Linked DNA regions of Homo sapiens: region 2 is linked to region 1. Evidence: read pairs that join two places in POLR2A ChIA-PET (ENCODE). Cell type or tissue: PC-9. All regions are shown on one strand. Each heading gives the region's core, and the rest is flanking DNA. Links, peaks and the distances in the headings are about the cores only.

The links. Peaks named below come from ENCODE experiments on the same cell type or tissue, not always from the same donor. Only the 100,000 strongest peaks of a DNase experiment are listed, where the experiment ranks them.
Region 2: POLR2A ChIA-PET joins it to region 1 with 11 read pairs; 2 of 35 experiments call an interaction of 5 or more read pairs at or near these places.

What each region holds. Positions count from the first base shown.
Region 1 is chr6:112,291,983-112,304,776 of GRCh38, reverse strand. All of the region lies in intron 2 of LAMA4-AS1 (LAMA4 antisense RNA 1), which reads right to left. LOC107986632 (a long non-coding RNA gene) reads left to right here and starts at 5,677. Exons shown (of 2, transcript XR_007059712.1): 1 at 5,677-5,916. In PC-9, for the core only: CTCF peaks have their summits at 6,065, 8,252 and 8,454 (motif pointing left); DNase peaks (open chromatin) are centred at 5,796, 6,516 and 8,466; H3K4me3 peaks cover 4,682 bases; H3K27ac peaks cover 6,573 bases.
Region 2 is chr6:111,979,300-111,992,093 of GRCh38, reverse strand. LOC105377947 (a long non-coding RNA gene) reads right to left here and starts at 11,233. Exons shown (of 3, transcript XR_007059710.1): 1 at 11,137-11,233; 2 at 9,042-9,124; 3 at 1,188-1,565. In PC-9, for the core only: no CTCF peak of the experiment used is centred there; DNase peaks (open chromatin) are centred at 6,743 and 9,143; H3K4me3 peaks cover 797 bases; H3K27ac peaks cover 3,621 bases.

The sequences.
Region 1 (12,794 bases), core at 1,719-9,718:
AGAAATAAAAACAAACAACCATTAAAAAGTGGGTAAAGGACATGAACAGACACTTCTCAAAAGAAGACATACACACAGCCAACAAACATATGACAAAACTCTCAACATCTCTAATCATCAGAGAGATGAAAATCAAAATCACAATGAGATACCATCTCACAACAGTCAGAATGGCTATTATTAAAAAGTCAAAAATAACAGATTTTGGTGAGGTTGCAGAGAAAAAGAGAACACTTATACACTGTTGGTGGTAATGCAAATTAATTCAGCCCTTGAGGAAAGCAGTTTAGAGATCATCAAACAACTAAAAACAGAACTACCATTTAACCCAGCAATACCATTTCTGGGTATATACTCAAAGGAAAATAAATCGGTCTACCAAAAGGACACCTGCACTAGTATGTTTATCAGAGTACTATTCACAACAGCTAAGACATGGAATTAGCTCAAGTGCCCATCAGTGGTGGGCTGGATAAAGAACATGTGGTACATATACACCATGGAATACTGTACAGCCATAAAAAAAAGAATGAAATAATGTCTTTTGCAACAACATGGATGCAGCTGGAGGCTGTTATTCTAAGCGAATTAACACAGAAACAGGAAACCAAATATCGCATGTTCTTATAAGTGGGAGCTAAATCTTGGGTTCACATGGACATAACCATTGGCACAACAGACACTGGGGACTACTAGACTGGGGAGGGAAGAGGAGGGGCAAGGGCTGAAAAACTTCCTATTGGGTATTATATTCACCATCTGGGTGATGAGATCAGCAGACACCCAACTCTCAGCATCACACAATATACCCTTGTGACAAACCTGCACATGTACCCCCTGAATCTTAAATTTAAAAGGAAATTTTTAAAAATACAATAAAAACAACATCACAATGAGATATTACTTCACACCCACTAGGATGGCTATAATAAAAAACACAAATAATAATGTTAAAAGAAAACCTTCAGCCAAATTAAATTTAAAGGAGTTTAACTGAGCAATGAACAATTCGCGAATCAGGCAGCCCCCAGAATCACAGCAGATTCAGAGACTGCAGCACAGTCAAGTGGTGGAATGAGATTTATAGACAAACAAAAAGGAAATGAGGTACAGAAATTGGAAGTGAAGTACAGAACAGCTGGATTGGTTACAGGTTGGCATTTGCCTTATTTGAACACAGTTTGAACACTCAGCAGTGTATGAATGGTTGAAGTACGGCCACTGGGATTGGCCAAGACCTAGCTATTATTACAGGCTCACACTCTTAAGTTAGATTTTCAGTCTTGTCTAACTATTAAGTTAGGTTCCTGTTCATCCACAAGGACTCAAATATGGAAGTACGGATTCCTTCTCAGGCCATGTTTAGTTTGCTTTAACAATAACAAGGCTGGTGAAGATGTGGGGAAACTGGAACCATCCTACATCGTTGATGGAATGTAAAAATGGTGCAGTCACTTAGGAAAACAGGTTGGCAGTTTCTTAAAATGCTTAAACTTCACTTTAACATTGGTCCAACTCCTAGCTATCTACCCTAAATGAATGAAAACATATGTTCACTCAAGGACCTATATATATATAAGACATATATATATATATATATATATATATATATGTTCATAGCAGCATTATTTGTAATAGTCAAAAAGGGGAAACAACTATATATATGTTCATTCACTATGTATATATATATATATATGTTCATAGTGAATGAATGACAAAATTCAGTGTGTATATGCAATGAAATACTATTCAGCAACCAAAAAGGGTGAACTACTGATACATGTTACAATGTGGCTGAACCTCAAAAGATTATGCTAAATGAAATAAGCCAGATACAAAATCCACACATTATATAATTCAACTTACATGAAATATTCAGAAAATCCAAACCTATAGAAATAGATAATAGATTAGTGGTTGCCTGGAACTGGAGATGGAATTCGAAATTGGCTGCAAATGGGCAAGAGGAATCTTTCTGAGTGACAAAAATATTATAAAATTGGATTGCTGTGATGGGTGCACAACCCTATACATTTTCTAAAATTACTAAATTGTACACTTACAATAGATAAAGTTTATATTAAAGGAAAGTAAATTGCATCCCAACAAAACTGTCTTACAAAAAAAAAAAAAAAAAAACCCTCAGCACAAACAGCATGTATTGGTTTAAGTACAGCCTTAGGTATTATCTGTTATCTGAAGCAGAAATTTCTGCCCTCGGGTTGCTTAGTTAGCTAGTCAGCAGTTAGTTGGGAAGTCTGCACTCCAGAGGCTAGCACAAGTCTTCTTGCACGGAGGCTTAGGAAATTATCATAAAGAATATCAGAAATAGGCTCTCAATGATGAATTAATGACATGCTAGATATACAGATGAGCCAAGGAAATGGTTTCAAGATACTCCTCACACTAGAATAAGAACCTGATAAGGCCTGTGGCCTGTGCCCTTGTGACCTGAATCCTGTTGAAAGGTCATAAAACTTCTGTTTCTCTGATGTCAACTCTCAGGATAAAACGATTCTGCTTTTGGGAAATCAGTGTGTCTGCCTCAAGTAAATCAACCTTCCATGTAACAAGTGGATGAATCACCTAAAGAAAAGACCTAGGAACTCCTGAGACTTACAGTAGGTGGCATGTAAGGTAGAAGATATGTAGGATGGGCAAGTCTAGTGATTCCATGTACAATGTGAGGACTACAGTTAATAAAATTATATTAGGGAATTCTGTTTGGTAGATTTTTAGCTGCTTTTGTCACAAGAAAGTAGTAATGTGAGAGGAATATGTTTTGATTTGCTTCACTACAGTAACCATTTTACTATCTATTTGTATCCCATAACATCATGTGATAAACCTCAAATATACACAATAAGATTTATTTAAAGAAAAAAACAATAGGTGGCATGAACCGGCCTGGCCTCACTTTGTAATCAATGGTAACAAATGTCTCCACTCAGAATTGTGACTCGGAATTGTGAGACTCTATTTCATCAGCACATGATGTTAAGGTGGTGAGAGAAGAACTAAACTTCACTCACATCGAACTTGTTGGAACCTCCTATTTTCTGCCAAATATAACTGAAGAGGTGAGCATTTCTAAAATGGCATGGATCAATTTGCTATCCATAATTAAGTTTAATAGGAAGAGCTGCTACTCTCTAATTTGCCTTTCAAGTGTTGAAAAGTGCAGCTCAGAAAAGACTCCCTTGAGTAGCAGCCCCTCGTGCCTGGATATTGACTGACAATTCTAGCTGCTGATGCCAGGGACTATCCTTGTTTGTGACTTTGGTCTAATCCTTGTAATCTCTGAAACAGGCTGCCCCATGCCACACTGGCCAATTGTTTCTCATCTCTGAATGCTGATTTCAACAGTCTGACATTTTCTTTGGTTTCCTGTTCCACATGGTCTATGTGCCCAACATGTCTGTATATCAATATGTCTAAGATATTAATGTAGATTGGTATGATGAAGAACATTGGTATACATTTTAGACAGAAGATATTTCAATAAAGTGAGCATTGACTTCCAAAAATGTCAAACATGCAATCCACAATTCACCATTAAGCTATAATAAATACAAGCCATAGTTGTAGCTGTGTTTAGTAAATACATTTTCAGCTGAGACTGAATGGTAACTTTGGCACAGAAATAACTTAGACAAAGACTATTTGATTCAATGTTTAGAAGACTTGGTGATAGCAAATTGGCTCATCACAACTGATATTTTAAAGCATATTTCCTTAGAGGTTTCAAAATATTTTATCAAGAGTTTTCATCTCTTAATTTTTAAAGCATTACTGTGCTTATTTAGCAGATGAGTAAACTGAAGTATAAAAATTCTTATGTCTAGTCCTGCAGTAGGATATACAAGTACAAAGACTAGATGAAAACAGTGCCTCTTTGGGCATATATTTTAAAAAATCCAAACAATACAGGAAGATATCTGAAAAAATTAAGTAATGCTAAAAGGAATATAAAGAAAAATAGCACTATATCTGCCCCACCCTTATCCTGCCCTGCTTTCCAATGGCACCAGTTTTTATTCTTTTAACTATTTTTTCTAATATTCACCTTCACATTTTTAAACATTCTACACATGCTGCTATTCATTGTTTATAAAGTTTACACTGTACTCTATTGATTTCCTATGTGAAAGTTGGAGATTCTACTGACTTTTGAGCCCATTGACAAGATCAAATTTACACAAAGAACTCAGAATACGAAGAGGAAAGAAAATTTCAGGAGCATTCTTTGGAGAAATTGGTGCTGTGACTACTAGCCCCCTTTTCACCTCAAGGACAGGAATGCTATGTCAGTTTCAACTTGCTTTGCCTCAAGTCTAAAAACAGTAGGCTCCAAAGTGACCATCAGAGGGATCCACAGGACCCTGCAGCGGGAACACAATAGACATGTGCTGCACTTCTGGAAATCCAGAAGGAGAGAGAGAGGTCAGCAGGCGGCTTTCATGGCAGAACAGGCAGAAAGTTGAGGCTCTGTGGGAAGAAACTGGCTCCCCTCTGACAGATGATCACAGGTCTGTGAAATTCAAGGACCAGATGTAGTAGGTATGGTGGGCATACCCAAAGATGACCTCCAATGAGTCATGATTCTTCTGTACAATCCCCTCCTGTTTAATGTAGGCAGAGCCTGTATCTTGCTTCTGGTCAATAGCATATGACAAAGGTAGTTGGATGTCACTCCCTTGATTATGTTACATGGTGTGGAAAAGGAACGGGATGTCTCTACCTTGGTTAGGCAAAGGTGATAGGATAGTCACTCCCATCATTACATTACATCCATATAGGTAAACCAGTTAGATTATCTTTCTGTCTTTGCAAGACATCTGATCAAAGGACCTAAGAGAGGAAGCTAAGAGAGCAAAGAACTGCAAGTGGCCTCCAGGAGCTGAGAGAAGACCCCAGCTGACAACCAGCAAGAAAACAAGGACCTCAGTCCTACAACTGCCCAGAACTGAATTCCAACAAGAACCACAAGCACTTGGAAGAGGACCCCAAGCTCCAGAGAGGATGCAGCCCATCAGACATCTTGATTGCAGCATTGTGAGGACTTGAGTAGAGGAGCCTGCTTAAGCCAGGCCCAGACTCATGACCCACAGAAACTGAGATTAAAAAATATATATGTGTTGTTTTAATCCACTGAGATTGTAGTCACTTTTTATACAGCAATAGAAAACTAATATAAAAGGAATGTTGCTCTGGGATAGTATCAAAGTGAATCCTGCCCAGAGCCCAAAGGGGTCCCAACAGCAGGAAATGTGTGGGGCTGGTCATCTTCTACAAGCAGAAGCTGACTGAGAATTGGAAGCAGCCTGCCCAAGGACAACATGAACAGCCCATAGTATCCCAGGGGCTGGAGAGAGGTACCTGATGATAGTGGTCTCCAAAGAACTCACACGTAGGGAAAGACTCAGGTGAACTGTCTGCCAAGACTATAGCACTCAAAGCCACCTAAACCCCGGAAGAATTTCCTATTCCCTAAGCCAGTGATGTGTTAATAAAACAGCTCTCCAAGGGCAGGGATGGGGAAGCCTTGATCTGAAATATTTGCTAGTCTCTGTGGTGTAGATACACCCACCATGACTAATCTCAAGCTACCAGCAGTTTAACAACCAGCTTATAACATTCCTGATATTTAAGTGGCTCTCAGGAGGCAATACTTTCACACATCACAACCACCTCCACTTCCCCATACCTTCCCTTCCACCTTCCACCCTGAGGAATCAGCCAGCCTGAAGGAGTGGGGCAGAGAGCAGAAGCCTGCCCTTCCATAACAGATCTGCGGCTGGGAGGGAGAGGAGAAGGGACTTCTCCTAGAATGGAAATGGTGTGCTGATTCATACCTTGGACTAGACATTTAGAAATTTGAGACTTCTTGTGACTTAAACTGCCTGTTCTACCAGAGTAAGTAAAAGTTCATGGGATCTTCCCAGATTTACACACACACACACGCACACACACACACAGAGAGAGAGAGAGAGAGAGAGAGAGAAATATAATGTGGTAAGAAATTAATTTTCTCTGTAGGTTAACTATCCAAGACACAGATAAAAATTGCAGAGCTAATGTTTTCTTTTTTAAAACTGCTTTTAAATATTCCCCTCGTTTCTCAAGAAGGCCTTAATGTCTGAGGTGACTTGTACATTCTTAAGTTCTAAATAGAAGAATGAACAGTTAAATGACTGAGTGAATTCGCTTTCCTAATGTGCTTCTCTGTTTGAAAGCTGCTGCTGATGCTCAGGAAGCCCAGGCGTTAATGCTGCTCGCCTATGAAGGCGAGCATGAAGGTGCAATACTGGGAGGAATCTCAGGAGAACGCCAGGGGAAAATCATGAAATTTTAAAAGCAGTGAGAACTGAGTGCCTTTGCATACCTAAGTGGAACTGACAGCTAAATGGGAAGAGACATGGGAGCTAAGCATGAATATTTGCTCCAGGAAACTCACAGGGTACAACAGAGGAAAGAAACTTAAGCCTTGGGTGGAGTTAGACCTCTGGGGTCAAGATGAATGTGTTTGCATTATTTCCACTGGATTTCCACCCAGAAGCTCTCTGGTGAGTCATCTGGGAGCAGTTTGTGCAGTTGCTAAGGGTTACCCTTCTTTCAGAATATTCTCCCAGGGATGGAGGCCCTGAAATTTCCCTCCCTGTATGCTGAGTTCGGGAAGAGTAGCATTTAGTTATATATCAAACAGCTAGACAGGAGTACCACAGGGCAGATGTTCTTTGTATCACATTATTATGGTACTTCTTCTGCCTTCTGATATGGTTTGGCTCTGTGTCCCCACCAAATCTCGTCTGGAACTGTAATCCTCAGGTGTCCAGGGAGGGACCCACTGGGAGGTGGTTGGATAATGGGGGTGGTTTTTCCCATGCTGTTCTTGTGATGGTGAGTGATTTCTCATGAGATCTGATGGTTCATAAGTGGAAGTTTCCCTTGCACACTCTCTCTTTCCTGCCACCTTGTGAAGAAGGTACTTGCTTCTCCTTCGCCTTCTGCCATTATTGTAAGTGACCTGAGGCCTCCCTAGCCATGCGGAACTGTGAGTCAATTAAACCTCTTTTCTTTCTAAATTACCCAGTCTCAGATATTTCTTTATAGCTGTGTGAAATGGACTAATACACTTTCATTAATTCTACTCAAGTGACACTCTGGCAAATAAACAGTTTAATAGAAGGAGCACCACAGTAATAAGTTTCTGACATATTTATATCTTCATAGAATTTTTGGACTACCCTTGCTTTTAGCTGCTCACCTTAATTCTCCCTTCACTGAGAAAATAGAAGCAGTTAGAGGAAAATATCCGCAGGCTTCTACCAAAGTATCTACCTACATTCTCCATGTTCCCGTCTCTTCCATAGATGAAATTTCCGTTTTTCTGTGAGCCCCACCCACCCTTTATGTAATAGATCCCATCCCTTTTGCCTAATGGAGAATATCAATCTGCCAGTTCTCCTCTCTATCTCCAACACCATTCATTTTACACTGTCTGTTGGGTCATTCTACCAGGACTCAAACACGCTATTTTTTGTCTTACCTTAAATAGAAAAAAAAAAACTACACACACTCGTTTGGCCTCACCTTCCTACCAGCTCCTGCCCCATTCCTTTGCTCCCCTTGGCAGCAAATCACCTGGCTGTCTAGTTTCTTTCCTCAAATTCTGTCTTGAATCCACTCAATCAGGCTTTTGCCCTTACCACTCAACTGAACTGTTCTTGACAAAGTCATCAGTAATAGCCATATTACTGAATCCATTGGTCAGTGCTCATTGATTATCTTACTTGATCTGTCAGGTCAGTATGTGCCAAAGTCTGTCTTTCACTCTTCCTTAATACAGTTACTCTGTGTGGTTTCCAGGACAACACATTCTTGGCTTTCCTTCTTCCTACCAGGCTGCTTCTTTTCAGTCTCCTTGATTGGTTCTTCTGCTTCCCCCTGATGACTTAGTGTTAGAAAGAGCCCCAAGACCCAGTCCTTGGCCTCTTCTCTTTGCCAGCTACCCTCTCTCCCTTGGTGATCTCTAGTCCTATGACCCTTACACATCATTTACATGCTGATGACTCCTAAATTTATATCTCCAAGGCAGATCTCTCTCCAAATTTCTAGGCCCACATAGCCAGTTGTCTCCTCCATATCTCCACTTGGAGCTTAACTTCTCAGACTTAACATTTGAAACTGAGCTCGTAATCTTCCTTCCAAAGCTGCTCCTGCCTGCAATCTTCTCCATCTCTGTGGGGTAAGACCTTGGAGTTATCCTTGACTCTTCTTCTCTCCCCACATCCCCTCACAACAAATCAGGAGATCATGCTGGCTTTACATACAGAATATATCAAGAGTGACTACTTTCCACCACCCCTACTGCTCCCAGGACTGTCCCAGTTGCTGTCCTCTCTCATCTGGGTTACTATAATAGCCTCCTAGTCTCCTGGCATCCACACTGTTGCCCCCTAGTGTCCTCTGCAACACAACAGCCAGTGATTCATTTGAAACAAGTTGTTATCCTCTGCTGTCATCATGCCACAGTACTCTAGCCTGGGTGACAGAGCGAGACTCTCTCTTTTAAAACAACAACAGTAACAAAAACCTACGGTCCTACAAATTCCCTAGCAAGACAATTCTTTCCTCAAGGGAGGCTAGTGCAGATTCTTCAAGCCAGGGGAGATGCTTTCTCTGTTAAAGAAGAAAAGCCACTTCTACTGGTAACGTAAGCTGAATTCAAAAGTTCAATTTCTTCAGCTACATTAGAGTTGACTTGCATGTTCTCATCCCAGTTTTGCCGGTCACTGCTTCGCAAATAATACTGAAATTTCAATGTAAGATATCCTGAGAGGTTTTGAATTCAATTTACTACTTCTGGGCAGCATATTAATTATATCATATGGGTTTCACTGTGCAATGTTTTTGTTTTTATTTTATTATTATTATTATTATGATTATTATTATTTGAGAGAAAGAGAGTTTTGCTCTCGTCACCCAGACTGGAGTGTAATGGTGCTACCTTAGCTCACTGCAACCTCTGCCTCCCAGGTTCAAGTGATTCTCCTGCCTCAGCCTCCCAAGTAGCAGGAATTACAGGCACTTGCCACCATGCCCAGCTAATTTTTGTACTTTTAGTAGAGATGGGATTTCACCATGTTGGCCAGGCTACTTTCGAACTGCACTGTATTTTCTGTTGTTAATTTTTCCATAGTTTGTAATTTCGGGTTTGATATGCCTGTTAAACCAAGAGATATGTGAAAGCGTGCTTTTAAATCTTTAAATATTTATATTTAAGAAAAAAACTATTCAAATCTTGTTAACGTCTACTTTTGTTGCACTGTTGTAAGATAATATGTTGTGCATGGTCTCTTCTTGAACATGGTGAGACTTTATTTGAGGTCTGATACATGGACAATGTTTATAAACTGCCCCTGTGTGTTTGAAAGCAAATGCATTCTCAACTTTTTTTTTTTTTTTTAAGAGACAGGGGTCTCACTTTGTAGCTCAGGCCGGAGTGCTAGTAGTACAATCATAGCTCACTGCAGCCTCAAACTTCTAGGCTTAAGCGAACTTCTTACCTCAGCCTCCCAAGAAGCTGGAACTAAGGCATATACCACCATGCCCAGCTATTTTTTCTTTTCTTTTTTTTTATAGAAACAGGAGGTCTCACTATGTTGTCTAGGCTGGTCTCAAACTCCTGGCCTCAAGTGATCTTTTCACCTTGGCCTCCCAGAGTTCTGGAATTATAGGCATGAGCCACCCAGCCACATTGTCTACTTTTAGAGCTGGTTGTTATGTTAATTTTATCAAATTCCCTCTGGATTTACATATTTTGTGTTGACTTGATTTATCCATTTCTGACCAAAGTATATTGAAGTTTATACTTGTGGATCTATAAAACAAACAAAAAACATCTGTGCTGGTTCCCATCACATACAGAGAGAAAGCCCAAGTCCTACAGTGGCTGCAAAGCCCTCACTGCCTCAGTTACTCCTCTGGCTTCTTTTCCTACTCTTCTCCTAGCTTACTGATCACTTCATTCCTCACAGTGAGGCCTCCTCACAGCTCCCCAAATGTCACCATTGCTCTTTCCCTCTACTTGGAATGTCCCACCACCCCACCCCTATCCCCACTTCAGGATCCACTGAGCTAAATCTCTTACCTCCTTGGAATCTTTGCTCAAATCTTACCTATTCAGATGGGTCCATCCTTTCACCCTATTTAATATGCAACTTCTCCATACCCCCAAGTGGCTGGTCCAACCCATCTTACCCTGCTCTTTTTTTTTTTATTTTTTTCCATAGCATTTATATCACACTCTAACATACTATGCAATTTACTTATTTTGTTTATTCTTTAAGGTCTATCTTCCCTAACTGAATGTAAAATTGATTAGAGATCGATATTTGTCTGTTTTGTTCACTAATGTGAACTAAAGCTCTAGAACTTCGCTCGGTACATAGTAAGGTCTTAATAAACATTTGACAAACTATTTTAATAACCTATTCTTATACCAAGGCTTCAGTTTGGATCATTTCAGGAAATGTTCATTGCATTCTAAGACTTTTCTCAATCCTCTATTGGGAAAAGTAAATAAGCTGTACATTAGCAATAGGTCTTATTACAAGATCATATCACAATGCCTCTACCTTTTACTTATTTGATTTAAAACAATAATTTAGGCCACCTAAAATTATGCCATTGCTTCTCAAAAGATTCCCCATGGTCAGTGTTTCTGACTGCTTTTTTGCTCACTGTCCTTATTGAGAATCCTCAACAATATGTACATACATGTATTTTCCTTCAATTTCAGAGAGTCCAAGGAACTCCTGACATCTCCTCATAAATCTCATGCAGCCCAGTGAGAGGCTTCATGCACACATACACTCACAGAGACATATACATACACACATGACCTCTCTAATTTCACTCTTTCATTACTCGTATGTTTTTTAAAGATCTCTGTAACATTTTTCCAAGTTGGGCATTTTTTTTTCCTGTTTATTGAAATAACCTTGCAGTGTTTCCATTTCCCAAGAAGCTTGCAAGTATACGCTGACCATATGAAAATCCTGCTGGAAATGTATCATGTGCAAATTTTCACTTCAAAGCAAAAGGAATGCAAAATGCTGTGGAAATAATTCCCTCACTCATAAATATTTAATAAGCCTTTAGAGTCATTGAAATCAAGTGGCAAACTTACAATATACTATATTTAAAAATAAAATATATGGGTTTCATGCAATTCTTTAAGTGAAAAACTATTCAACATATCAGTTTTATTCCTTACACTCAGGATCACTTCAGTCTTATTAAGTAGTATATTCCTGTTTTTTTTTTTTTTTTTGAGATGGAGTCTTGCTCTGTTGCCCAGGCTGGAGTACAGTGACATGATCTCACTGCAGCCTCTGCCTTCCAGGTTCAAGCCATTCTCCTGCCTCAGCCTCCCGTGTAGCTGGGGTTACAGGCATGCACCACCACCTCCAGCTCATTTTTGTATTTTTAGTAGAGACAGGGTTTTAGCATGTTGGCCAGGCCGGTCTTGAACTCCTGAATTCAAGTGATCCACCTGCCTCGGTCTCCTAGAGTGCTGGGATTTCAGGTGTGAGCCACAGTGCCCAGCCAGTAGTATATTCTTTATTACAAAAGATAATTCTGGCTGTCTATGATATCTGAGCAATGCTCTCTATAAAAAAAATTTAGAAGTCTATATCAAGGAAATGTCATAGGCAAGCTCTGTTTGTCCTGTAGACAAGTAATTTTGCAATACCTGGAGTATTTAAAAATATCCTGTGGCACCTGACAATTATGCAGCTTCCTTGGCTCCACCACAGTCCTGCTGAATCTAAATATCCCAGGTGGGGCCCAGCCACATATATTAAAAAAAAAAAAAATCCAGATGAGTTTTTCAAAATAAGTTGAGAAACACCGCATAAACAGTGGGAAGCCATGCTTTTTGTTTTGCTTTTTAGTTGTTGTTTTAGAAAAATTGTTGATTTGTAGAAATGTAGCTAAGATAGCATAGAGTTTCCTTATGCCTTTCACCCAGCTTTCCCTAATCTTTATATCTGCTAGACCCACAGAACATTTGTAAAAAACTGAAATTAACATTGGCACATTACCATTAACGAACTACAGATTTCGTTCACATTTGACCACTAATGTCCTTTACTTTCAAGGGATCTGGTCCAGGGTATGACCTTGCTTGTATTCATCGTGCCTCCTTAGTCATCTTCAATCTGTGAAAGTTACTCAATCTTTCTTGTTTTTACTGGCTTTGACACTCTTTAGGAGTGTCAGATATTTTGTAGAACATCCCTCAATTTCGGTGTGTCTGAAGTTTTCTTAAGATTTGGGAAAAGAATCCCTGAAATGATTAAATATTAGAGTGAGGTAGAAGGAAGACTTGAAGGACTCTGATGTTTTAAGATGCAATAGACCTGTCAACAGTGAGAACATTTACCAATGTCCATAAAAAGCACAAATCAAAAGACAGGCTTTAGAAAGAAGATAATGGTTTTAGCTCTGGCTGTGCTGAGTTTGAGGTGCTTCAGGTCTTCCAGCTAAAGCAGTTCCACACTTATTTGGAAGTCTGTGTCTGGTGCCTAGATGAGAAGATCAAGCTGGAGGCAGGAATTGTAGAGAAAATGGTGGCGCTCAAGCCAAGAGATTGGGTGACATCACTCAGGGGGACTTGCAAAGCTGATGAAAAGAACAACAAATAGGTTGGAAATTCAGATAACATTTAAGATTTGGGCAGGGAAAGAGGTACTAGCAAAGGATACAGGGAGGAAAAAAAGTAG
Region 2 (12,794 bases), core at 1,823-9,822, 310 kb after region 1:
GCCGTTGTACACAAGCTTTTTTGGAAAAAGGGCTTCTGTGGCCCCAGACATACAAAACCACTAGTGTACTGTAAAGGTCGCTGTCCTGGGAGGCAGGGTCCCGGTCCCATCTTACCTCTATAGCCTTTGGCAAGACACTAAGCTTCTCAGGGTCTCCCTGCCACGTCTGAAAGGGTGAGGTGTGGACTAAGAGATGGCCAGGATTCTCCAGCTTTATGATCTTCTCTTCAACGTTATTTGTAGCCTTCAGATGACTGTGTCAGTTCCAAGTTGGAAAGACTCGGGACTGAATTCTAGTTCAGCCACTCTTCAGCTCTGTTACCTAGGGTCGGGGGAGGTCCCTGTAGTCTGAATGACCTTGTATGACAGATGCATCTGAATGTGTGCTCCCAGCTATGGAATCCAGGAGTGGCCAATCCAGAGATTTATTCCTTGTCTATGAGTAACATCTGAGCTCCCAGCCCATCCCGTGGGACACGGGCCATACAGAGGATTGAGGCCCGGAGCCTTAATGGACATTGCGAGGTGGAGGTCATTAAGGGGAGGGTGTTAGTGAAAATGCTGTATAAACTGCATGATGTTTGCAAGCAGCTTTGGTTCTCCTACCCATCCTGCTGCCACCAGACCATACAGATATCTTGTCCAGCCCACTGTCATTGACTCTCTCCCCTGCATGTGATCCCCTAATAAAACCCCAAGTCTCGTTTTCTGGCTCTGGGTCTCTTCTTCAGCCTCTTGAACCTAATGCCTTCCCTACAGAGGTTAATAGGCATTCGTCAAAACAGCCTCCTCCTCCCTGAAGTTCAGTTCACCCTCACCTGTAATCACTAATACTATCAATGACCTTGAAAGATTGTTGTGAGGATTAAAAATAACATATAAAACTTTTCTTGGCCCAAATTAGTTATTCAATAAAGGGTAACTATGACCTACCATGATTTTTATGCATGCAGCCTTTAACTCAACCAACCCAGTGCTAGGACTTTAACTTATGGGTATATGTCTAAAAGTTCACCAAGTTGTTCATTTGAGGATATTCATAGCAATAAAATGTGTAATACCAAAAAATAAATAAGTAGGATGTGTCCATCAATCAGACGGCAAATAAACAAATTATGCAAATATACCTATTTGTATATTTGCATTTTATAACCATTGACAGGTTTTTAAAAATTGATTTATCAAAATTGAGATTGTAGCCTATCCTTTTATTTGTTTAACCTCTCCATACTTCTCTGTATTAAAGGTGAGTTCAAAAAATGCTATTCTTCATCCAAGAATTTTATATTGTGTATCTATTGGTTAAAATAAGTAAACATTGATGATGATGAGGCTGATGATGAAGGTGGCGATGGGTCACATTCAGAGGATACAGGAATCCTGGGATGTCTTTTGGGGAAAAATGACCAATAAGGATGAGGCTCTGCAGATGGATTTTCTCTGGCCAGTCCTTTTTCCTGACCACATCCGCTCCACTTGATGAATGACTTGGTCCTTCTTGAGATCTTCAATAAAAATAGCTCTCTGACCCTTGTTTTTGTTTTTCTCCATTTGACAGCAGAGAACTAGGAGAAAGGAGAGTTTGCTATTCTCACCATATCTCAAAACAGTTAACTGAAAGCTCAGCTGGACGTCACTAGGGTTTAGTCTCAAGACATAAGCCTGACTTCTCAGTTTTCAGTGTGGGTTTCTCAGCAGTTGGGTTTGAGAGTGGTAAGACTCTAGAATCCCCAACCAGATGATCTGTCCCGCCTAACAGAAAAAGGTGATGCTGCCCTTATATATAAAGCTCAGATCTTTGAGGTGTCTGTTTTGTTCAGAATATTTCTTTTCTAACCACCTTTAAAATGAAATATGTATTCTTCAGACATACAGGCCAGTGCTAACCAAATATTTTCATCATACAGATTAAAACCTCTAGAATATTGAGCCAACACTAGTCCCAAAATGCAGGATTTCTGGTCTAGGAAACAAATTTATGAGTAGGTCCTCATATTGTTTGGTCCCCTTCTCACCTGTGAACACCCGGCACATACACACATTGAATGTCATACTATTTCCTCTGGTTTCAGGGCCCCATTACAACATCCTGTCACACCTGATTTCTTCTGAAGTGTGTCAAGCTCTGCATAACTTCTCCCTCTTCCCCCAATACCCCATACCTCTCAAAGCCTCCTACCCTTACACAAACTCGAATTTCTCCCTCCTCATATAAATGTCAGAAGGCAAGTAAGCTGACTAGCTCATTTCATTTACAGTGTGACTGACCTATGGCCTGATACTTTTCTCAAGGGAAGTGAAGGTTTTCACAGGGGCATTTCATACAAATCTTTACCCTGCTGAGATTACAAATCCTCTGTGTTTCCTTTCCTCTTGCCTAACCCAGCAGAGAATTAGATGTTAGCCCAAAATCTGTTGTAGGAGGGGTCCTGAAGGGGTCCTAGGATCTCAGTTTATGGAGAAGGCAGCCTCTTAACCCTAGCCTGTTCTGGGATCTCAACTCCTTTCTACTTTAAGTATCACGTGTTCTTTAGTCCCTTTATGCCTTCATTTCCCCATAGCCCAGAGCCCATAGGTTCTTATCCTCTCTCATTCATTTCCATTCAAGCATGCATTCACAGGCATTCTCCTGCTTGGTATTAACCCACTTGCCATACTTTCTCTTTCTAGTGGCTGCTTGGTTATCTGGGCTGATAACTGAAGGACTCATTTTTTATGACCATGGGCCTTTCTGATGCCAATCTTTTATGTATAACCATGCATCCCTGGGTTTGGGGAATACAGTATAGAGAAAAGTAACTAGTAAGTAAGCTAAGCGCACCATTCATGAAATCATCACTGCTGCCTGTGCAAGAGTTCCTGACATGTCCTGGGTGTACTCTGGGCAGCCAACACTTTCCTCCTGCCTCTGCCACTCTCTACCTTGAAGAGTCTTCCTGCAAGGACCTCTGCCTCCTGGCTGTCCTGCCGCTCCACTAGTTACTTTGTTGTGTTTCTATGGATCACAGTCTAGAAGTGGAGTCCTTCTTCCACTAGTGCTTAAAGGACTTTATTATTCCAAAGTGTGAGACAGTTGGGCCCAGTCAGTGGCTTGGAGCTGCCAATGGAACCACTTTTTCATTTGAGTAAAATTTTTATCTTTTTAGTTTCCCTTACCATTGGAACATAGCACATGTCCTCCAAACTAGGAGATATTGTGGAATGCTGGCTGTGCAAACTATCACCAAAGCAACCTGTTGATAAGTCAAAGCTAAGTTTATTGCCTACGGGAGTAAAGAAAAATACTGCTCCTCAGAGTCTTGGAAGCAACTTGAAAGGAGAGGGCTGAGAAGGCATGTTTATTAAGATTGTAAGATCTGGTTTTAGGTAGGTCTTTCAATGCGGGCGTATGGTTAGGTTTGAGCAAGGATCATGATATTATAATTTAGGATTGCTGGAAAAAAAAACAAGGCAGAATTTTGAGGCAAGAGGTTTCAAGAGTCTTAGGGTGTAAAATGTCATTTGATGTTTTATCTTAAAGAGTAGATAGGTCTTTCAGGTAGTCCTGCTAAAGTCAATGAAGTTATCTGTAACTTTTTTCTCTCTGGCGAGAGTTGCCTGGAATAATAAAGTTACTTTGATGAAAGCAGTAGAATAAAGTCATGTGTAGACAGAAGCCTGTGTAGAAGGTTTGATTCTCAATAGTAAGAACACCCAATAATGCTGTCCTTAATTACATCCCAACATTCTGATCCCATACAGCCAGCCCATGCTTTCTGCAGAATCTACAGACCTAAAAGTTTCAGCCCTTCTTCTTCCCTCATAGTGGGTCCTTCCCCATCCAAGTCTCTGCATGTGAAGTGGCCTTGTTGTCTAGGGTGACATCCAAGGTTTGTTGTCTCACAGCCAAGGAGACCAAGGACGCAGACACACAAAGAGTGAGGTTAAGAGCAGAAGTTTAATAGGTGAATGAAAGAGAATAGCTCTTTGCTACAGCGAGGGGTCCCAGAAAAATGAATTGCCTATCTGCAGTGAAATGCAGGGAGTTTTATAGATGAGCTGGTGGGGAGGCGGTGTCTGATCTACATAGAATGCGAAAAACTGGTTAGGACCAGGTATGCCATTTGCGTAGGGTGCGAATCTCTGGCCATCTCCACCCCAGTCTTTTATTATGCAGGTGGGTTTTCAGCCTGAGCTGCACCATGTTGCCCACAGTACACATGCTAACAAAAAAGGGAAGATGGAGCTTCCATGGTGGACATGCCTGGCCCCCAGGTAGCCCTTTTCTATTGGCGCAGTTGCCAGCGTTCCCCTGTGCAAGCTCCCAGCTTCGTTGTTTATGCTTGCAGCTCAATCTTTCAGGCTGCTCTTTGTTAGAAAAAAAAATTATTTCTGGGGCTGCTTTTTGTTAGAAGGGAAGTTCTGCTAAGGAATCTTTTGCCCTCACTATCTGCCTAAATATTTTCTTTCTATCTCCTGTATCACATGGAAAGCAAAGGGTTCCTGTCTTCATTCCCAGCTCAGCCACCCACTGTCTCTCCTTGAAGCTCATTAAGATCTCATGCAAACAGATTTCCTTCCAGCCTTTGGACAGGCCCTGACATGCCTGAACCCATACGCAATAGGCATGCAGCATAGTCCCTTGCTCTATGGCTTTTCCAGACACTTGAAGATTTTGTGTAAGGAGCAGAAGGTGAAATTTGGGCACCTTCTAAAGTGGCACTAGGGTTTAAAGGACCACAGAAAATAATCAACTTTCATTACTTTCATTACCAAAGGAAATGGGACAGAGATGGCTAGATATTTACCAACAGTTTTACTCCCCCTTTCCTAATACAGAGGGTCCTCAGCTTACAATGGTTCAACCTACAATTTTACAACTTTACAATAATGCAAAAGCAATACAGATTCAGTAGACACCATACTTCAAGTGCCCATACAGCCATTCTGTTTTTCACTTGCGGTATGGCATTCAATAAATTACATGAGATATTCAACACTTCATCATAAAATAGGCTTTGTGTTTGATGATTTTGCCCAACTGAAGGCTAATATAAGTATTCTGAGCATGTTTGAGGTAGGCTAGCCTAAGCTATGTTGTTTGGTAGGTTAGGTGTAGAAAATGCGTTTCAATTTATGATATTTTTAACTTACAATGGGTTTATTGGGACAGAGCCACATTGTAGGTTGAAGAGCATCTGAAGAGAGTTACTGCTGATAACTGGCTGCCCAGCCAGAGACCATGTTTCCCAGCTTTGTTTGCTTCTAAGTGTGGCCATGTGGCTTGTTCTCACAATTGGAATATGTGCAGAAATGTGCCTTCTAGATCGGAACTTCCTATTCTCTTTCCATTCTGCCCACTTGATGCAGATAACGTAAGATCCAAGGGATGGCAGGTAAGACAGAAGAAGTCTGTGTCTCAGGATCACCCAGGGAAATGCCACTTGCCAAGTAAAAACTGAGGAAGAAATAAAGTTCTATTACGTTAACCATGAAAAACTGGTCTATTTGTTACAACAGCTAACATAAGAAGTAAAATGATCATAACAGTCCCCTAAGGAAGAAAAATGTCCATCATTGTTTTGAACTGAAGAATCACACCCAGTGAAAAACACCAGGTTCAGGCTTTGGGTAACCTTGATGAAGAACCAGAACAAATCAATTTGGCTTTCAGCACATTAATAAAGTGGCAGGTATGTATAGAATGTGTCATTAGCTGATCGTATTTTGAGAACCAGTTTGCTTCTCAGGATAGGTTTGGGCAGCTGTGAATAGGCTTATAGTTTTCATTGTTTCCCTGCTCATAGCAATACACTGAAATTATTCTGATTTGCCTACTTAAGACGGAAAGAAAGATAGGAGCAAAGTTACATTGGAACCAGAATTACCTCAATACCTAGGTCATTTTTTCCTAAAGATGGGTTTGCTGCAAAATCAGGGGAATAATCTCCCTCCCAGGGCCCTTCTAAATAGTACCCTCATGGCCTAGAAGAACTAATGTCCTTGCTACACAAGAGCCTTTGCAACAGAGGAGCCCTAACTGCCAGGGCCGATCTTGGAATTTTGCCTCCCTCAGTCAGGTGTTCAAGTTGAATCAAAGAAAAGAAATAGAAAATGCCCTCCATGAGTAGGCTAAAGCCTTCTTCTGCCTTATGTTTCTATCACGTTCTGGAGAAGGACTCAATGTTGATCCAAGTACAGAAACCATGTCAGGTTGCTTGGATAACAACTGTAAACGGGTTTAATTGTGCTGGTTTGGGGTGGGCCCCAGCCCGGGAGCATTGCTTCTCTGTGTACATCAACACTGAGTAGTGTGCATTCTAACTCTTTCACCACAACCATATGATCCATGCTAAGGCATTTGACCACCTTCTCCACCTGCTCTGCCATTTTCTGTAAAACAAGATTATTAAATTTAATGGAGGAAAGGTAGTTTATAGATGTAAAATGATGACAGACTGTAAATATGAGGGGAATATAGAGCAATCTATATGAACACTACATAAACGCTAATTAGCCCTAAGGCTGCGATGTTTCTTCCTACCACACGGCAAAAGAACACAATGGATTTTTAAAAAATCTTTAAAAAATTTTCCTTTCCCAGTAAAACCTTTACATGGAAAATAAATGTAGCATTTGGCTCAGGCATCTTGAGTACAAAAGGATTCCACAGGCAAAATAATGTGAGAAGAAGCTATCCGGCTCATACTTGCTCATTCATTAGTCAGAGCATGAGAGCTCTCTGGAAACTGGTTTTGTCACATTCTTATGTGAGGAAGTCACATGGGCTCCTGCAGCACATTTTCCTGTGTGAGTCCTAGCTTTGATGGAGGTATTTGTGGGCAAGGCCTAATGAGAGGGTTGACTTTTTCAGGTTTAGATGGGAGTGAGGAGAGAAGCTAGCTTCAGGGACTGAAGGGACGGGAGGCCTTAGACAGACTTAGCGCTAGGTGCTATTTTCAGATAGGAGCTCCTCTACCTTACTGACGTGATAAATGCCAGGGAAAATAAGATCCTCATGGAAGAAGCCTAGTTGAACAATCAAATACAGCAGGGAATACTCATTAAAGTGCTTCTCCTTACAGCCACCTCCACTCAGTTATTTATGCCCTTTAACTTCCAGGTAATGGTTCAGATTTTACTACTTGAGGAGCACAGGGAATGTCTTTGTGTTTTATTATTTCTCATGAGATTTAAAAATAAATAAATATGTATATACACCTAAATTTGCTTTTGGTTCAAGTGTACTTTTTTGTCTTAAAGTTTCTTAAAGAGCCTTAGACCAGTGGAAGACCTATGAATCAGAGAGAGATCTCACCTTGCACAGACTTTGTGGTATTCTTCCCACTTTTCCTGAGCCATGGAGTCCTCCCCTCTCCTCCTGAGCCTCAGAGTCCTCCCCTCCCTTCCTGAGCTGTGGTGAAGAGCCGCTCAGGTGCTCCTACTGCACATCTTTCCTGCTCTCCAAGAGTGGCAGCCATGCACTGAGAAAAAGTGTCTGTTCCTGCAGTTTGTTTCAATTTGATAGAGTCTCACTGAAGCTATCTTGAACAAACGTGATTTTTTGTGGGGTTACATGGAGGAACAAAAAAATAAATGGGCTCCTTTGCTTCATCTAAGAACAGAAGCTATAACAGAACTAGGTCTTAAAAGCACCTGCCTTCAGGGATGCTCAGTGGACCCCATACGTAGGGATTAGCGGACCTTCACTCCCAAAGCTCCAAGAACTGCCAAAACCCATGTTAGGTCGTGTCATTCCTCTGTTCAGAATGCTCTGGTGGCCCCGCATCTCACCCAGAGTAAAAGGCAAAATCCCCCCCATGACTCACAGGCCCTGTGTGATCCTCCTCCCCCTGCCCTGCCCCATCTACTGCCTCCTCCTCAGCCACCCTGCCTTGGCCATGCTGCTCACCTTGTAGTCCTTTCACACTCCAGGAATACTCTTGTCTCCAGGGTTTTGCACATGCTGTTCCCTGTGCCTGGAATGCTTGTCCCAGATATCTGCTTATCACTTCATGTAGGTCTTTTTTCACAGGTCAGCTCAGTGAGGCCTTCCCACTCAGTGAGATCTAAAATTGTAAGCCCACACTACCGTAACATCTCTTATCCAACTTACCTGCATTCTTGTTTAAATTTTTTATTATAAGAAATGGTAAGTATACTCAAAAATAGTAAAATGAGCCCCTATCTATCCATCACCAATCAGTTGTCTAAGTTTTACCACTCTTGTTTCATTTATTCTCCCTCCATTTTTTTCTATATTACTTCTAATTTGCCCCAAGGATTTATCACTACCTGATATATATTTCTTACTTTTCTTTGTTATTTTGTCTCCCCCACTAAAATGCCAGCTCCATGAGGCCTGGGATTTTTGTCTACTTTGTTCACTGCTGTATCCCCTGTAGGCAGCAGTGTGCCTGACACATAGTAGGTGTTCATGAATAGTGGCTGAATGAATGAATGAAGCAATGAAGCAGTTACTCCACAATGGCACCTGTGTTTTTCCCTACAATCTCCCCACCATCTGACCAACACAGCCATGAATGCTTCAAGCACCCCTACTCTGATTCCACCCAACGACTGTCAGCTACAGCACCCACATATCCCCCTCCTTGACTCTCAATAGTCCAGGGACACATACACAAAAGGCAAAGCTAGATTGGCCCAGCTCTGTGGGTGCCCTGTCACAGGACTCTGGCAAGTCTGTGAACTACTACCTTCCCTGAGGTCTTCTGGCCACCACTGGTTATGTAATACAAAAGTGAGCAACCAACTGGGGCCACAGGGGACATTTCCCTTTGAAAGGGGCATGAGCGATTGACATCGACATCTTTCTTTCACCAGGCAAATTTGTTAGCAAATTTGATGAGACTGTTAAGTGGGTAGGTAACTCTCTGGGCAGCCTCTATTCATTGCAGCCTCTATTCATTCTCTGGGCAGCCTCTATTCATTGCAGCCATCCTTGCATTTACTGTGCATCTCATTGAACAGGTATTTTTTTTTTTTTTTTTTTGCCAGGCTCCACCTGTGAGGGAGGGAAGAATGCACAAGGAAGAGCTTACCTGGTTTCAATTTCTTTCTTTCACCATTTTCAAGGTTGTCAACCAGGAAAGTCCTTCAGGCATCAGACACTCTCCAATTAAGCCTTCCATAAAAACCAGGAGACATTACCAGCTAGGATGACAAGTTAGAAACCTGCAGGACCAGTACTATGCCAGCACCCCAATGATGGCAACTAGGATTGCTTCGCAGCTGCTCCCTGCCAATAGTGCTTCCTGTCTACCTGTCAAAGGGGTGTGTCTTCCTCCCTGGCCAAGTCCTGTGTAAACCAAGTAATGATCAGGCAAGAAGAGATCCAAAAAAACCCATTGCCACATCAAAGCATATTCCAGGGCTGTTGCATTCTTTTCAATAAAGACTATTTATTTTTACAGAGGCTGGGTGCCCCTCACAGCCCTGCTCCACCTGGCAGCCATTTATGACAATTTTAAAGGCCATCTTGTTTTCAAAGTCACTTTATAAGGTTGTGGAGACTCAGTATCTGTGAATTCTAATCCTGGTTCAAAATATTAAATTGGTACTAGGTCCTCTGCTGGTTGCTGGATCTTTTATCAGTGAGCATATTGACCAAGACATCATATGGGTATGTCCTTTTCTCTAGATTCTTTCAAGAATGGATTACAAGGCCAGGCACGGTGGCTCATGCCTGTAATCTCAGCACTTTGGGAGGCTGAGGAGGGCAGATCATGAGGTCAGGAGTTCGAGACCAGCCTGACCAACACGGTGAAACCCCGTATCTACTAAAAATACAAATATCAGCCAGGCATGGTGGCACGTGCCTGTAATCCCAGATACTCAGAAGTCTGAGGCAGCAGAATTGCTTGAACCCGGGAGGCAGAGGTCACAGTGAGCCGAGATCATGCCATTGCACTCCAGCCTGGGTGACAGAGTGAGACTCCACCAAAAAAAAAAAAAAAAAAGAAAACAAAAAACAACAGTGGATTGCTATTCATCTGGTATTGTCTGGATTTAACCAGGCTATGTTTAAAGTATTGAAATACTTCTGTACCATTTCGTAAATAGCCAGTGCCCCCAAGTACCCCCACTCTGAATCTTTCGCCATCTCAGCTACCTCAATCCTTCTCTCAAGACCCTCGAATCTAAAGGTTTAATGCTAGCAGGAACTACAGGTGCCCATTATGATTGGTCAGCACTTGTATTATACCAGTTGCTAATATTATGACTATCACCCCTACTTCTAAGCTAAAGTCAATGGCAACAACTAGTCCTCATTTTAGACAATGTCACTGCTCCTAATTTATAGAGAAAGGGATGCAGTAAGATTGGGATTAGACCAAGGTCCAAATCCCAGACAGCTGCAGGACAGCTGGAAACAGAATTAATCATTCAAGTAGTGATGCTATAAGTGTTTTCCTCTGCTTTGGATGTCTCTCCAATAGAACGCTATCCACAAGGACAGGAATTTTTGTCTGGTGTGTCCACTGCTGCATCAACACTCAGAACACGCTTGGCACACAGAAATTGCTCAATAAATCAATACAGCTCTTGAATGAATGCATGAATTCCCTGATCTGATGGCCCAGTTGTTGCCTAACTTGATAGACCTGAGAGAATCTAAAGCTCTTCAGGGTTTCTCAGTCTGACATTTTTTTCTTAACTATTTAATTTCTTTATACCTCAAGACATAGAGGCAAGCACGTCATCACACATAACCCCTGCAGAAGTCTCCAGCACACAGTGATGTGATGGTTGCAGCCTTCCCCTGGGGCCTATCAGGCATTTTAGTTTCTCCAAGAGACACTGATTTCCATTTCCAAAAATTAGCCTCACACACGACATCATTTTGATCAATTCAGCAGAAACTGCTCTAGGATCTCAGCCAGCACTGGTGAAACAAAGAGAGGAGAGCAGCACTCTGAAATCACGGCTCTGTCTCAGCCACATCATGTGTGACTTCTTGTCCCGAGGAGCTCCAGGGTCATGGAACAGTGTCCGGGGCCAGGAAGAAATGCTGGCGGCCAGCCTTTGACCACTGGAATAAGGAAGCTCACATTTTTTAGTCTCTCAGGAAGGGCCACTTATGGAGAGGGGAAAAGTGTTCAGGTTTGGTTCTCCAAGGCACCCCTTATCCCTTACCTGCCATCAAGCTGTGCTCACCGGGGACGTGTTTCCTGTCATCAAGATCTCTGTCAGTGAGGAGTGAGGATTGAATAGCAAAGGTATGAAGTCTCTGAAGGAAAACTTGGAACATGTGACATTTGAAAATCAGCTTTCTTCACTGTTTACAAGACTATAGGGAGAAGTGTCAGCCCACGAACACGCATCCCATGCAAATCCACATTTTTCTCTTGACTTTAGTTCGGGGACCAAGGTGGCTTCCAACACCATTCTAAAATGAGACCCATTCTCCACAGAGCCTATGTTCTAAGATGAATTTTATCTGTCTATATCGATTCTAATCACAACACATATGGTAAGTGACACAACTTACTGTGCCTCACAATTACACTTTGTTTTTAACCCCTTTCATCCCAGCATTGTCACGCAGTTTGCTAACTTTAATTAATACTCCCTCACAAAGTAGGGAGTATCATTATCCCCGTGTAAAGTCCTGAGAAACCGAGTCACCCAAAGGCACAGGCTGAGTCAGTGTGAGAGGAAGAGTCTGAATTCCTGACCACCAAATGCTCGGGCCAGTGGCCTGGCCTCACACCCACTACAGAGGCATTCTTTATTTGAAGCTGCTTAGTTCAACCCAAGGCCAGCTGGACCTTCTCTCACATCTCATTCTCATTCCACAGCCAACAAGGCTGTTGCGACCCAGGAAATGTGGAGAACGGATAGAGGAATGGCTGAACACATGCGTTAGAGAAAATCTGAGGACCTGAGACAGTGTGAAGAATCTGGGACTGATTTGGGAGTTTTCTCTTGTGAATGTTAGATGGCAAAGTCCAGGCTGCATCCCTGAGCCTTCCTGATGCCTCCTCCATCCTCAAGGCACGTTGGCCCATGCTCTCCGCAGAGCCTCCATTCTTCCACTATTACCTCAATACTATATCACCCTCTGTAAGCACCTCCACCCCAACTTTACTCTCTCTTGCTGGCAGCCCTTGCTCTGAGCAGAACTTCCTCAGGGACAGGATGGAGAAGAGAGAGGAACCATGTCCCTCCTCCTCACACACTCTCCATCGTCATTCTCATCAACCGAGATGTTAGGGGAAGGTACCGCCACTAGTGTGGTAAGTCTAGATTTCCTTTCTCACAGACACCCACGTGGCTGTTCTCCTCCTAACCCTATCCAGCCAACCTCTTCAAGACAGCCCTTTCATATTTAACGGTGACAAGTGACTGAATGTGAGCCTTCACCCTTTTCTTCTGGGCACGCTGCTTGCTATCACTCCCCTCCTTTTCCTTTCTTCCCTACTCCATATATGCCTTGCCTTCTTCTGCAAATCCCCAGATCCAAAACCTTTGCCTAGAAGGCCTGGCCCTCCAGCTTACCTTCTGTATATGGAATCTCTCTGGCACTCTCTAGAAAAGGAAGCTGGGAACCAACTCCATGGAGACCAGCTCTCAGAACATGGCAGATTGCACCATGTGGATGAGATACACATTGACACCTGGGAGTGTCTCCGCTGAAAGTTACAAACAAAGACAGCATTTTCCCCTGAAGGAGGAGAAACACAAGGAAGTGGAGGCCCAAGAAGTTTTCATTCATCTAGTGGCAGTGTGGTACAGTGGCTAGCGAGGGCCACAGAGCCTGATGTCCTGAGGCTGAATCCTGGCATCACGCT